Linked DNA regions of Mus musculus: region 1 is linked to region 2. Evidence: chromatin loops called from intact Hi-C (ENCODE). Cell type or tissue: left cerebral cortex. All regions are shown on one strand.

Region 1 (8,000 bases), 610 kb after region 2:
AAGACAATCCACCTTGTAGCAATCTCCAAAGAAGACTGTGTGCTCTATTAAGTCCTCAATTTGCTTTTTAAAAGTTACCAAATGTGCTTTTTCACAACAACGAAGAGCCATCTCCCTCCTGGAGCCAACGGAGTTTGTCACCCAGCTTCCTCGGCTTTGAAAAGCCAGCCATCAAAGAGCAAAGGAAATGTCATGACTTTGGAGCGGTCAGAAAGCCCTTAAGTCGCAGTGCAGGCTATTTCTCCTTTTGTGGCACAGAAAAGAGTGGACAAACACAATGAATACATAATCCCATTGTGCTTACACATGTGTAACAATCCTTCAAAATGAGGTGAGGGACAAAGATAGGAGATAGCAAGGCGGCCTGGGTCTTAACAGGATGGCTGGAAATTGTAGGGCCTGAACTGCTTCTGCAAACACAAACATGCACGCGGCAGCCGCAGCGGCAGCCATGAGAAAATGAGAATTAAAAATGGCATCCAATTCAGAACGCCAAGAGGCTTAGCCTAAGTGGCCTCTGCATAATTCACTTTGGACCCTTTCAGCCTGTCTGTTCCAGAGACAGGTCGGGGCCAAGGTTAGAGTCTTAAGCCATTCAAAATAACTGACTTTTAACTAATCATCAGGGTCACCGGTGGTTGGTAAAAAACACCTCTTCATGGTTTTCTCCTTCACCAAAGCCTTTCCTACCTCTTCTTGAAAAAAAGAAAAGAAAAACAAAAATTAAAAAAAAGAAAAGCCTTGTTGTCTTATATCCTGGTGTTTGCCCAAGGCCACCATTCTTCATCTGATCCCTGTAGCTTCCTCTTCTCCACTTTGGATCTTGGGGCAAACAACATGGTGTGTGAGCACCAGGTACCCTGGCAATGGTCTGCCATACCTTCTGAATCCGTGTGGTGTGTTTACATTCAGGAAAAAAAAAAAGGGTAGCCAAATGAACTTAACTTACCATTCCTCCTAACGTAAACTTCTATTCTGAGTCCAGCTCTTCCAAGTCTCTTTTCCAGCCAATAAATAAACAACCACAGTTTCCATTCTCATATCTCCCCGAGACCGGGGAGGACTATCACAGAATTGTGTTTTCTGGTCACCACAGGGTCACAGGACACTTGGGCTCACGGTGGCCATGGTTGCTTACACAAGACTCACCCAAGATCATACCTATCAAACTTCAGCCCAAATGGAGGAAGGATGCATGAGGCCCCACCACTAGCAGGGGAGCAATTGGTGGCTGGCAGCTACTAAGGAAGGGAGAGTCAGTTTTCTTCAGGGATTTGGCCCCCATAGGCTGCTCATCTTCCAGTATATGTACCCATGTACATCCTAGAACCATTCATTAGACTAAGCAGGGGTTTGGTTTGTTTGTTTGTTGTTTGTTTTTAAATTTAAAAAGGGGGCATGTTATTGAGGCAGAGGGACGGAGCAGAGCGCCTGCAGAGCCCGTGTCTCAAGGCTGCTTCTGAACCACTGTGTTGCCTCTGTCCACTCTTCGCCAGTGTAAGTCCCATGGTAAAGTCCCCATCTGTAGCTGCCCACTCTAGGGTAGTGGTACTTAACCTTCCTAATGCCCCAACCCTCTGACAGAGTTTTCCATGTTGTGGTGACTCCCAACCATAATAATTACCTTCGTTGCTATTTTATTTGTAATTTTGTAACTGTCATGAATCATAATGTAAATATCTGATATTCCCAATGGTTTTAGGTGACCCCTGTGGAACCCCCAAAAGGGGTTGTGACCCACAGGTTGAAAACTGCTGCACTGGGAGCTCTGAGAATTGCACACACACACACACCCCAAGTTAGCAAGAGAACAACAATCAAAGATGTCCCACAAAGCAATTATGGTCATGCTATGACAGTATTAAAGATCTTAAAGGTCCCTCAGATGGTACCTGGCTGAAGTGTAGCAACAGAATATTACTAACACGTGACCCAGGGCATGGGGCTTTGATTGCTCACGCCTCTTTTCCTTTCCCTTTGATGCCCATGTCCTTTCCTGGCCAAGGCCTCTCCCTGGGCTTCCCTCCCATTCTTTCCACTCACAGTGGCTTTGCTCCTTCCTCTCCAGACATTTGTCTCCCTTCAAAACCCCATCACTCTTTGGCCACCTTCCTAATATGAATCTTTTTGGGCCTGTTGTAGCCAGCGCTTCTACACAGCAAAGAAGGATGCTCTACCTTTAAGTGAGGCAACAAAAGACTTACAATCATGACTGGTACTCCCGTCTTTTGTTCTTGAGTTTTTTCCTATCCCATCAGCCCCCCACCCCTGTTGCCCACCTCACCACTAGCACCAGCCACGTGTAACAGTGACTTAGTAATAAAATTAACAATAAATCATGTTGATCATGTGTTAAATAAAAAGGACGTGAAGTTGAGAGGGAGACAGGGAGCCAGGGACATGGAAAGAGTCGGAGAGAGGATGAGGAGCCGATACGATCGAATTCATTGTACGCGTGCATGAAATTTTCAAAGAATATATTTTAAATGTATTTTTTCTACTTAGTAAAGCAATATTTTGTCTAAGGGTGCTCCATGCTCATCTCCAGGGTTCACCTTCAAGATACAGAACCCATTCTGCAGCTTTTAGTGCTAGAACATAAACACACACACAACCGAGGTAAATGAGATATAACATCGACTAGAAGACACATCCTGACTTCATTCAGAGTTGAAACTCTGAGACACCACACCATCATTATACCCCTAATACCACTCTGGTTTAAAAGGGGGTGAGGAGGGGCAAGGAGGAGTGAACGTCAATTTTATTTAAAAAAAAAAAAAAAGTTTCAGCCATCCCAAGGTCAGAGGGAAGGCACGTGTGTTTTGTTTCTTTTTTTTTTTAATTGAAATCGTGAGATTTATAGACAGTACATTGATGTACATTGATGTGTATTAGACTTGCCAGGAACCCGCCGAGCCAGGTGTGCTAAGTTTTCCGGAGCTCTGGACAATGGCCACAGCTACAGCACAGAACCCAGGCACTGCTGAAAGCACTTTATTTTATTTTTGAGGGTTTTTTTTTTTTTTTCAAGACAGCTCTGTCTGTCCTGGAACTTGCTTTGTAGAGTAGGTTGGTCTTGAACTCACAGAGATCCTCCTGCCTCTGCCTCCTCCCAAGTTCTGGGATTAAAGGTGAAGCGCCCCCCACGCCCCTCTCGGCACTCAAAGATGGATTTGAGTTTAGAGGTTTAATCCATTGACATGGTTGGAAGCACGGCAGGGTGCAGGCAGAGAAGAAGCTGAGAGTTCTACATCTGGATCTGTAGGCAGCAAGAAGCTGCCTGTGTGTTTTCTCAAGTGAGTACACGTGGAATGGAGCAGAGAGCCTTCATGCCACAGGCACATTCCCAGATGGATAATATCAGTAAAGAAGGCATATAGACTAAGGCAACTGAATTTTCTGTGAGCCCTCATGTCTCCCTGAAAGCCACTGAGCATCCTGGGAGATGTTGTCTCCAGTCTGAAGACCACAGGGATAGCTTTGTGTCTGAAGTCCAAAAAGTACAGTGGGTTAGACGTCTAGTCCAGGATAGACTGACTGTATAAGCCACAGTGTCTCAAGGTTAGCTCAATTTCCATGGCTAGCAACCCAGAGTGGTACACTCTATCCCAGGAGCCAGCAAACCAACACTGAGACATAAGTGTAACTCTAGCCAGTATTTCATCAGAACAAACACCAGCTCCCCCATCACACAGATTCGTAGTAAAAGCCCCTCACTTTCATCACAGTTTGATACAAAGGCCTGTCACGTGAACACAGTAAGCATGCCTAGGTGCTTATGAAAATGCATGACGTTTTAAAAACGTCCTTCTGTGCTTTAATCCCCCTTTAAAATTAATGTTCTTAAATCCTGAGGCTGCTGTGATAGGATCTCAGCCATCTGCCCCTGCCAGTTCCTGTGGCATCCTCTGATTAGCAGGGCTGAAGGCACAAGGGTTTTATTTCACAGGAACCCACTCATTCTCCATAGGTCTCAGTCGGGAAGACAGTCCTTCCTTGACTCTTCTTAAAGAACGGAGAAAGAGACACCCAGGACTTGGGGACTTCTCCATACTCGTGACTTTGGACATGGCTTTTTCCCTGGAAGCTTCTGACTTCTAAAAAATGGCCACTCCGGGTCTGTGTCCAGGTCCTGGCTATCTCTCTGACATGTTCTGCATATTCAGTGACACCCTCACCTTCTCAGATCTCTAAGTGCTTGATGATCAATGACTTTTAAAACGTGAAATAACAAAGGGGTCTGGCAGTATTAAATGTTCTACCCAGTGGGTACAAGGGACTCAGAAGACTATGGCTGCTCACGTTTCAAACACCACAAAAACCAGGCTTGCTGAAAGGAATGCAACATGACTGTTGGCCCCACTTTCACTTGACAGCAAAAAATAACTTATCTCCCTCTCCATGAATGCTATCAAATCATTAAGACGTTTTAAGTTTGAGTGACTCCCTCAAATTCTTGTGGCCCTTGCTCTGCTCTGTTCCTTTCCACTGCCCTCCTTGCTCAAGCTGGCTGCTGAGTCCAAACCCAGCAGCACCAGTGTCCCAGGTGTGGGAAAAGCCATGGGAGAGCCAGCCGCTATCACATCCTAGCTCTCTGCTGCCCCCTGCTGGAATGAACCCTTCACCTTTCATCAACCATCGAGTTCCTCCTAACTTCCCTCCCATCCCGGGTGGGTAACCGCCCTTTCTTTTTTTTTTTTTTTTTGTTTTTTTGTTTTTGTTTTTGTTTTTGTTTTTGTTTTGTTTTTGGTTTTGGTTTTTTTTGTTTTTGTTTTTGTTTTTTTTTTGTTTGTTTGTTTGTTTTGTTTTTTTTTTTTTTGGTAACCGCCCTTTCTGACACTCTAAAGAGAATATGACTTGTTAGGACCCTGAGAAACCCAAGCCCACGCCTACAGGAGTTCCGAGACACCTCTGCCACCCAGCCCCAGAAGGGCGCGCTAAAGCTCACCCCACTTTGATCCTTCCTGCTCCCTCAGCTTCCTTTCTCGCTGAAGTTACTGTGTCTATTGAGGATGGCAGAGTTATAGGATCGCCTCTGTAGCAAAGTTGGGAGGAAAAAAGGTTAGGATATTTCTCTAACGGTTTTAATTTCAAATTTTTATAATCTATATGGAAGTGTTATGAGACTATGTGGATAGCTCACCAGTTAATCCACAAAATAGCATTAATAGTACTATCTATAAAATTCTTGTCTATAATATCCCAGTTATGCAAGTAATGTTCTAGATAATATTTTAGTTCCACTCTGGATTCAATTAAAAATCATTGAAGAACATTAAATTTTGTTAGGTTTCTTCAATAACCTTTAATATGGAATAGTTCTGGTATTTGGTGGGCAGGAGACCTTAACAACGCATAGGATTGTCCCAACACTTGAGAACTGGCCTAAGCCTCACCAGCCTGGTGATTGCACAGGTGGTCAATGCAGGCTTAAAAATCACCGACAGTTAGCTGAACCTGGGGCCGATGCCACATTACAGACGAAAAGAAATTTTATATACTTTAAATACACACTCAATTTTTGAGGATAGCAATAACACTGTCAAGGTAATGTGGGACCTGTTTTGTTACAAACCATTGCAAAAGTTGTTCGTCATCGCAACCAAAGTGTCTCAGGCAACAACGCTGTTTGTAGCAATTAAACCAGCACATGCGATCCGTGCGGCTCTGTGCTCGCAGTTCCATTGTCACTGTGACTCTACGCTCAAGCCTGAGACATAAGTATATTTCCCATACGGCAGTGTCCAAGTAGTTGAATGTAAAATGAATGAGTCAAGTGGCTTTGGTTTTATTTCTGCATCATAATCCAGCTAGAACACTCCACTAATTTCTTAATTGTATATATAAGATCAAATTTACCTATGAGTTTTGCTCATAATAATAAAAGATTTGACAAATTACTAGTTGTAAGAAGGTATTCTAAAATGAAAACCTGCCACTTTACACACTAATCTAAAACAATTCATTAAAAACATGTTTATTTTTATTATTTATCTTTGAGATTAATATAATTATATAATCTTCTCTTACCTTAAAAAATATGCAAATTAGGGGACTGTCTATATAGTCACTAATTATAATTAATCATCTTTAGGCACAATTATATTAGGGTTGTGATTTCTTTTTTAACTTTTTGCTTATTATTATTAACAGGTGTGCATGCACGTGTGAGTATGAACGTGTGTGTGTGTGAGAGAGAGAGAGAGAGAGAAACACACATATGGAGGTTAGAGAAAAATTTTCAGGATTCAGCTCTCTCCTCCTATCTTTACATGGAATCTAGGACTAGAACTTGGGTTCCAGTCTTTGGTGGCAGTTTATCCAGTCAGCCATCTCTCCAGCTCTAGAGTTGTGTCTTCTAAAGTCCTATATTAAGGTCACAGAAGCACCTGCAGATAAAGTATGAGATCATCCACATGGTGGAGAGAGTCAGAAAGAGATGAGAAAAGACGAGGCCAGGGTCAACACGTGTTCCAAATTAAATGGTGAGAACGTCAGGCCATTTTACTATTCTCTCACTTTTTAAATTTTTCTGTTATAGCAAAATTGAATTAAAGAAAAGAGGAGTCCTTCTCCGTGCTGGGGTTGGGAGCACTGTTTTGTTCTTCAGCTCCTTCCAGGATTTATTTACTCTTCTGAAGTGAAAAAAAAAAAAAAGATTTCAAATCAAAAGCCTTGGCTTTCAAGAATGTCGCCCTTGATACGAGTTTTTGAACCTATTTAGAAAACTCAACTGTCAAGAATTGGCTCTTGATCTGTTCCTTTGTGTCTTCTTCTCATTGACCTTGGCAGGCTCTGTAAGATGGAAGAGAAAAGACACCAGAGAAGGTCAGAGATCTAGGGGCCAGAGACCCCAGGAGAGGAAAGGGGTCTTTGATAAAGAGCCATGCCCAACTATGCCATCTCCTTGCTTCTCAGGTCACATATATCCCAGGCTTCTGGTCTCTCCTCTCCGGGCATGTGAAGCCATGAAGCAAAACTCACTGACCTCTCCTATGTTAGAAGGGTCTTGTGGTCCCCAGCTTCCTCTCTTCCTTCCTTCCTTCCTTCCTTCCTTCCTTCCTTCCTTCTTTCCTTCCTTCCTTTTTAAATTGAAAATAGATTTTTTTCTCATATAATATATTCTAATCACAATTTCCCCTCCCCCAGCTCCTCTCAGATTCCCCCCCACTTCTCCATCTACCCAAATCTATACCCTTTCCTTCTCTCTCTCATTAGAATACAGTCATCAAAAGTATGATGATGATGATGATGATGATAAAAGATGAAATCAAATAAACAAACCAGAACAGGACTAAAGAAACAAAGAGGGTGGAATACCAATGAAAAAAATAAGAAACATATATAAACTTTGAGACACATACAGAAAATCCATAAAAACAAAACTGGAAACCATAATATAAAAGCAAAAGATACACAATGTTGAAAGAAAGGAAGAAAGGAAGAAAGAAAGGAAGGAAGGGAGGAAGGAAGGAAGGAAGGAAGGAAGGAAGGAAGGAAGGAAGGAAGGAAGGGGAAGGAAGGAAGGAAAGAAGGAAGGAAGGAAGGAAGGAAGGAAGGAAGGAAGGAAGGAAGGAAGGTCCCAAAGAATTATGAGACAAAACAAAAAACAAAAAATACCACGGAGTTCATTTTGTGTCAGCCATCTTCTGTTTCCCAAAGCTGAACCTACTCTAAATGAGGGGCTCTTTTACAAGCGTGTGCTCAGTGTTGGCCTGCAACAAGGACAGAGCAAAATGCTAGGCCTCAGGCAAGCGTGGTCTGTAAGGGCAGAGAGTGCACAGGGGCAGTCCCCACATTGACAACAGAGACAGGGACATTGTCTCCAGAGGGTTCTAAGCTTCTGCAGGGCATGTGCTTTCTCTTCTGAGTGGCTGGCTTTGTCTCATCCAGGAGCCTACTCAGTGGGTATCCACTGATGCTGACCCTGGGCTAGCTAGACTCTCTGTATCCACTGATGCTGACCCTGGGCTAGCTAGACTCTCTGTATCCACTGA
Region 2 (8,000 bases):
ATGTGTTTGAAGAGTATTTGAGAACAACTATTTCAGTGTGACGTTTCCAACCCAGATCTCTCCGCAGTTTTAATTGGCCCCACACACATGCCAGCGGTCAGGAAAGCTATCTGCAGTCTAGCTTTGTCTCACGTTCTCTGGAGAGTCTCTGGAAGGGCTGTGGTACCACGAGAAGTTGAGGAGCCTACTGTGCACTTCGTCTCGGCTCACCACATGAACAATTTAGAATTTTTAAACATCGACAATATTTTCGATTAGAACGCAGAATGCCAAAAGGTCTTGGATTTAATGGCATGTGGTTGTGCCGAGGCCCCACATCGCCAGCATCCTGTCTGTTTCTGAACGTTTGCATGTGTCCCACCCCTCCAGGATGCAGGAGCCGCATGCTACACTGACATTCTCCAAAACTGGACTTATGGGAATGCCACTTCTTGCCGTGCCCCAGCTCTTTAGCTTAATTTCCCCATTTTTTTTTCTCCAGGGAAACTAAGAATCCCAGCTATAAAGACTATTAATCTACCCCAAATTTCTTATAAATGTTACAAGCTAGCCACACCCACTTAGAAGAGGGCATTGATGATTTAGATTTGTTCCAAAATTTACATCTTCTACTTAACACTCTATGGAAAGAGATCATATTCATGCTATCTTTTGGAAATAACACAGGGGGTAATGTGGAATAAGTCAGTGTCTCAGAAATCATGTGACACTAAATAATGTATCTTGGTTAGTTCTAGGGCCATTTCTGCTTCTTATTGATGCTGCTCATGAGTGAGAGTCTCCTACCCAGAATCTCTCACTAAGAAGTGGATGAAGCTTGGTCAGAAACTTGACAGCTCATTAATCGGCCAGGATGATGCTATGAAAAGCCCCTCTTAGTCAGCTAAGGTGCATTTCACTGCAAGGCCACCAAGCTACAGTCTGGCCTGCTTTACACATACACTGGAGTTAAAACAATACCCTGGAGTGTTGGCTCAGATTACTTCAAGGGCCGTTCAATTGGCATCTGCATAGTCAGAGCAAGCATGAAGGATGGTGAGGAGTCCTTCAAAACAGCACAAGCCCTGTGGCCTCTAGTAATATGAAGCGCCTCCAACGAGTGGTCCCCCCAGGTGGCTCCGTGAAGTCTTCCTCTTTTTCAAAAACACCTCAGACCCTGTCAATGAACCTTGAGGTGAACACGCCTACTCACGGTTTTACCTCATCACAAACATATATCCAAATCGTTGAGAGATGCTGCTGCCTGTCCACAAAGCCCAAACCAATCAAATGCTCATCACATCCTCTCCTAATGCATTTGACGTAAATGGCTTTTCAGCGGAACTGGGCTGTGATCGAAGAGCTGTTTGATAGCAGCCACTTGTGCATACCGCACACTTATGCTCCGTGTTTATTACTGATAGTATTCTGTTCAGAAAAATGAGTCTTCTCATGTTGAAAATTAACCTGATCTTAATGGAGAAAGTCTAGAGGTCACAAAAATGCTACAATTAATTCAGCACTTCTGTCTCCAAGTGTCTACAGAGCAGCAAATTATGAAACATAATTATGGCTGTGGAGCATCAGAGCACTTGGCAAATTCAGGTAGTTCTGTTGAGACAAATAATTTGGAATTGGCTTTGGCCTTAGGTTGAATTACTTGTGGTTTCAACTGGTACATTGCCATGTTGTAGACACATGAGAGGGACTCTAGGGGCAGGATGGGTGGGGATGCCAAATCTAATAAGGGAAAGAAAATGGTTATAAATACAGGGTGAGTTCCTCTAAAAATAATTGCCTTGAAAAGAACTCTGCTGAAATCCAACACATTGCATTTCTGTTTCACTTTATAGCACTCATTAATAGACAGCTTAAAAACATGTAGCAATTCGCTCTTGTAGTTCCAGCCTTTGAGGGCAGAGGTTGGAGGATCATAAGTTCAAAGCCAGCTTGGGATGCGTGATGATAAAGAAATAGATGAACTGGCTTCTACCACACTAATATCATGCTCTCCTCTCCCCCCACGCACGCACGCATGCGCGCGCACGCGCACACACACACACACACACACACACACACACACACACACACACCTCTGTATCTCTGTTTAACTCTTGTTTCTGTCTCTCTGTATATAAATTACATCATCACGAGGACTAAGGATGAGCAATGAAATGTAGATGCACAATAGATGCTGTGGATAGGCAGGACTTCAAAAGAGGATCTACTGGACCTGTAGAGTCTGTGACTGCAAATGGCTCTGTCTTCGCTCAATACCATTTTCAGCAGGGGACAGCAGACTTTAGAAATTCCAAAGCAGAACTTACCAGATCGCAATGCATGCTGGGAAGTCAGGTGACTAGGTGGTTTGGTGCAAACATTCCATTCTCTCTCTTTCTCCCACATTTCTATTCCCCCCCACACACACAGCCCTATCTTTTTCTCCATCCCCCTTTCCTCTCATTTCTCGCCCTCTCCTACTATTTCCTCACTTTCCAGCAAAAACTGTGGGCTCAATCCAAGCAAAAGAAATAAACAGACTGGGATGAGAAGTTGGTCAGGGAACAGGTTTGACTGACTCAGAAAGATGAAGTCAGGAATCGGTTTGACAATGGCGCACAGAGATGTCTTTCTGCCATCAGAGACCAGGACAACATCTGGTCTAGCAGGAGGCAGAATGAAGGGAAAATGAGATAGTTTGTCCCCAAAGACAGCAAACAGCCTGACAAATTCTTATTTAGGAAATTGATGTGATAAGAATAGTACTTATGAGGGCACTGGGCACTGCTGGCCTGGAGATATGGCCCAGAATGTGCAAGACCCTGGACTTCATCTTCAGCAACACACACACACACACACACACACACACACACACACACACCACCACCACCACCACCATCAATACCAACACCTCCGACAACAGCATTCCAATACTGAGTGACATAAACGAGTTTTTCATCTTCAAGATGCAGAGCCACCCCTCTATCCCTGTGATAGGTCACAGAATTAGCATGAATTCCAATTAACCAAAGGGCATCTTGTTGGCAGCTCCCAATGCCACCGAGAAAGGTTCCAAGACCATCTGATGATGTCTGCAGTAAGAGCAAGGCAGATGCCTGTAGGGAAGGGGTTTCCTCACTCATCCACTGCTGGAGTTTGACGGAAGGGTGTGTGTTAAAGATCAGTTGTGAAATAGGAACTGGATAGACAATGAGAAGAAGGTGGCAAGGGTATGCAAGCAGGAAGGGTTCCTAGGTGGAAGGATTGCAAGAGGAAAGCAGTAGACATACATTTTGGTCTAAGAATGGGTGGCTGGGGAGACGTGTGATGCTTAGCATTGGATGGCTTTAAGAAGATGCTGCATCTTTTCTCCCTGGGTCCTGCAGGCAGAGAATGTGATGCTAAAACCTGGAGTGAGCCTCAAGTGATTTCTCAGAGTCATTTTGGACTTGAGGAACGTGTTATTTCCTGCACCTAGTCCCCACCCCCTATGTTTTCAAAATACCTTGAGATTCTTAGAGAGTTAAATGACAAACCCAGTATAGCTACCACTTTGCCAGGGTGGTGTCCTGGGTGTTTGTGGAGAACACAGAGCCTCCCTTACTGGGAGGAAAATATGACCTGCTTTTGGTTGTGTTTGTTTTAGAGGTGTGAGAAGCTGTTTTAAGAAAGTGGGGTTGCACCCTTCATTTGTGCAGAGATTATATTCTCTGCCTGCCATGTGTCTTAGTTAAAGTGTGCCCTTTCTGCCTGTGTTAGAGCCCATTAATTGGAACGAGCCTTGTTCAGCAAGCTCAGGCTTCCTTCTTGTCTGGCCCTCTTCTCCAACTACACCTCTCTGCGTCTGAAAGCAAGGACAGGTCACTCTCTCTTGTCCTGAGCATTTTGATGAAATGTTCTCATGAATGCACCTGTGTGTGTGTGTGCGTGCGCGCTCAAAGGCATGGAAGCTTGTTTTTTAATCGGAAGTGTTTTGTTTTCCTTGATTTTAAAACTTTAAATGGAGCTCCCTTGGAGGCTGGTGTTCCAGGCCCCTTTATGTCTGCACGTCCACGTTTTTTTTTTTTTTTTTCATGGTGCAGTATAATAGCTTTTGTTTCAGAAGTACAGGGCAAGAGGACCTCAAATGACAGAGGTCTGGATTATATCCATAACGTGAGATTTGGATGGCAAAGCGGAGGTTAGGGGACAGTGACAGTGAGTGTTTTCCATCGGTGAGCCCAAGTCCTTCTTGCAAGATGGGCACAATGGGCACTGTTCTGAGCACACAACAGTCTCTGGCGGCAGAAGCATCGACACACTCACTCACATCTTACACAATGGGGCTGGCGCGGCAACCTTGCCCAGCAGGACGGCACCAGCTCCCCGGGGGCTATTGTTGCACAGACAAAAGAACTTTGTCTCTTGTGTCTCCGCTGAGCCTTGGGTGTAAACATTGCTGGTTCAGAAAAATAGAATTTTGTTTTCCTCATTCTCATCTCTATTCCTCTCTCTGTGTGAGTCTGAAGTGAAAGGAAATTTCAGCCTTGGATCCAGATTCAGGAAACCCCATAGAGAACTTACAATTTTTCAAATGAAAAAGAAGAGTGAGATAGAGGGGACAAATGAAAGACCCCCCTGGATCCCTTAATCACACTGCTAGTGACCTGGGGGAATGTAGGTGAGCTTTTCAGTGACTGACTTGGTTAAATTCTTTTCAAGGTGTCTGGTCACTGTGGGCACAGTTCTCTTTTAAGACAACATGCTAACACTCAAGAGCCCCTTATTTTCTGTGAAGCAGAGAAGTTGGATGATAGGCCCTTTATTCTAACTCCAAGTCTAGAAAGAATGGCTCTGTCCATGGTCATGATCACTTGGGAGATTATAATGATTTTCTTTTCAATTACTGCCCACTCCATTGTAAAGAGAGGGCCATTTATTGAAGCAGGCGACCACAGTTACTGTGTAGGGTGAGCTGAAGCAGGCTTTCTTCTTGAGTTCACATGTGGCTACTAAAGAAGCCAGACAGCATTGGTCTGGAGCAGAGCATTCTGGGTCTGAATTTCAGCTTTATTTCTTAGTACCTTCGATCTTAGTACCTTAGCATCTCTATGCAACTTATATGTTCTTCCAAGGTCTTGCTTTTCCTGAGTTTAAAACAGAGGTAATAGTAGTGTTTAGTTAAGGACAATTGTATAATTAAATGGGAAACATCAAAAGTCCATGAAAGAAGGGCTGGAGAGATGGATCAACACATGGTCAGGAGCACTTCTCTTGCAGAGAAGACCCATGTTTGGTTTCTAGCACACATGTAGCAGCTCCCAACATCTGTAACTCCAGTTCTGGGGCATTCAACTCCCTCTTTTACCTCCATGTGCACCATGCACAGGGTGCACATTCTTATCTGCAGACAAAACATCCAGACACGTGAATAAGAACGACAATAAAAACCGGCCAACAGAGAGTGGTTGCGATTTTTCTTCCACCCAGTCTGCTAGTTTACTTAAGGATGCCTAGCCTCTGTCTGCAGCCTGCCCTGTGGTCAGGAAGTTGATCTCTACCCTTGCACGTATGCTCTGTATCCCTTTGGTAATGCAAGCAGAACAGGCCTAGTCTCAATACCTGAGCCATTTATGCTCTTGACCAAATGGAGGGCCTCTCCGATATTTTCTACCAAGCTGCCTTTCTCATTTCTTGCCAGTTAAATATTCTTATTTTTGTTTTCATTTAAAACATTTCACTCCAGTCTTTAATCACAACTCTGTCTCAGAAGTAAAGTAAAAATAAGCCAAGCAGTCATTTGACATTTTAACAATTTATGTTTTTCTTGTAATGCGTCTTTTTACTTCGTGCGAATAGTATTTTTCATAGAATCAATTTGAATATGGAACTCCGGTAGGAGAGACTTTCTGCTCATCCTCCAAAAGGAGTGTAATCTAAAAAGATAGATATGGATGTATATTTATAAGCGTATAAAGAAGCTACACATTAATTTTAACGACACATGAACATAAAACATGAATTGTGGCTGAAGTGTTGTATTTGGGTAAGCAAAACGAAGTCCATTTAGCTGGTGGAACGGAGACAGAGCAATAGGTATGGTCTCAGAGAGTTGTGTGCACATCTGTGAAAGAGACTAGACTGATGGACCTGTCAGTAACAGAAGAGAGAGCCCTTGAAGGATGAGAGAAGGCAAAGAACATGTTACTAGAGTGTTCTAGATTAAAAGTGAAGAGACATTCTAATTGTATGTACCTGACTCAGGGTGACTTGAAGTGACTGTCATCAAAGTTGATCACATGGAAACTCCTGGCTTGGGTCCCTTCCTTCCTTTTACTGTGGAAATGGAATTTAGATTTGGAGTTCAAGGCATCTCTAGACGTTCCTGGGGGCTCTACATGCGATAGCTCAGTGTAAAGAGGCAACTGCACCTCCCATGCTCTCCATCAGTTGCTTAGTTGGCAAATGATTTATGCTTTTTGAGTTTCAGTTCCATTATCAGTAATCTGAGACAGTAGCAATTGTCTCCAGGATTGTTGGAAGGATGGCCTCAGAGTCCAGGGTCAGTGCTGGACATGTAGAAAGGTTGAAGCAGCACTCATCAATCACCACCATCACGGTCATTGGCACCACCATCAAACAGTAGCAGTACCATCGGGGACCATCTGCGTGGTATATGCATGTGGACTGATTAACGGTGATCCATTCCATCTAGAGCCCGTGGACCTCCTGCTTGGTAGTTTGCCATTTCTAATATCCTACCAAATGACCCAGGGACAATACTTCACTGGTGCTAAATACTTCTACCTCAAAGATTTCCTCTTTAGAGTCAATGGATTAGGCTCATGTCTGAAATTAAAACATTATCAGATAAACATAGGCACTGAGCGCTGGTCAGGAATGCGCTTGACTGTCAGTTCCAGCCACACGAACCATCTTTTACTCACGAGAGGCTGATTATACATCACGTTGATTTCAAACCCAGAGGCCATCAAGGGTATCCTGATGCTAAAGACATCACTATTTTAATGATCTCAGCTGAAGAGTATTTAAAAAAAAAAAAAAAAAAAGAGTGCTGCGCTTTCAGACCTCAAGACTTATTGCTTGTATTTTCACAGCTTTCTTAAAGTAAAAAGGGGTGTTGTGGAAAATGATAAAATTTATCATTTATAGCGAAATATTAATGTAGCAGCAGGAGATTCGATGAGGCCATCTATCTATGAGCATTCAGACTTCAAAGGAAGCATAAACATGAAATTAATGGTTTGTCTAGTGTAAGAGACAAATAAATGCAAATGTGGGCTCATTAATATCAAGTGGATGACTTCTTGGTTTATGGGGTTTGGATTGATTTTGTCAAAGGCCAATAGATTTATTTTAAAAAGTCTTTGGAATTTAGCATCCATACACCCATTATTGAGAGAAATAAAACTCACAGCACTCCTGCACGGCCTCTCTTCCTCCTCCTCCTTCCCCCAGCTTAGATGTTGCTTTACTGAGATAAAGTTCTCACATTAGGACTTACTTTCACACTGAAATATGTCCCTTGTAGGAAGCGCTATAAACGTCAGCATTTTCCTCAGCATTAGTTTATGGGCAGAGTGAATTTTAATGGCATCATAATCTCATGGCAATCAATTGCAGTGCTTGGGGGGGAAAAAGCTCTGGTGGTGTCCATTAAATGGGCTTTGCATCACTTTTAATGCTCTGAAATCTTGAAGTCTCTCTCTGTCTTGCCTATTTGTATATAGATAAAGTAGTTTTTCTTTTCCTCCCCATTTTAGGCTGGGACAGCATTAAATACTTATAGTTACAATTTAATTCTCTTGTCAAGGAGGTAAAAATACCTTCCTTCTTCCACTTGAACAAAAAGGTACATGGGTGTTGGTCCTGATACAATGTGGGAAACCAAGGCAGAGTCTCCGTGGTGGCTTTTTAACTTAGTTCTAGATTGGCAAGTCCCTCCGTTTTGGAGTCTAGCTGCTGTGGTCCAGGTATCGTGAAGAAACGGAGTACAGCAAGCAGAGCAATGCCTACTCTCT

The links. Hi-C counts contacts between places; a loop is a spot of excess contacts. Peaks named below come from ENCODE experiments on the same cell type or tissue, not always from the same donor. Only the 100,000 strongest peaks of a DNase experiment are listed, where the experiment ranks them.
Region 1: a loop joins it to region 2, with 2.6 times the contacts of the local background. A loop is called at or near these places in 7 of 42 quality-filtered maps.

The regions. Positions count from the first base shown.
Region 1 is chr9:100,378,087-100,386,086 of GRCm38, forward strand. Gm34397 (a long non-coding RNA gene) reads right to left here. Exons shown (of 5, transcript XR_379751.2): 5 at 6,705-6,798. Among named protein-coding and RNA genes, the nearest start is that of Gm34397, 26 kb to the right of the region's middle. In left cerebral cortex, CTCF peaks have their summits at 4,612 (motif pointing left) and 4,814; a DNase peak (open chromatin) is centred at 4,594.
Region 2 is chr9:99,766,583-99,774,582 of GRCm38, forward strand. No RefSeq gene overlaps it. Among named protein-coding and RNA genes, the nearest start is that of Gm23949, 20 kb to the left of the region's middle. In left cerebral cortex, no CTCF peak of the experiment used is centred here; a DNase peak (open chromatin) is centred at 4,293.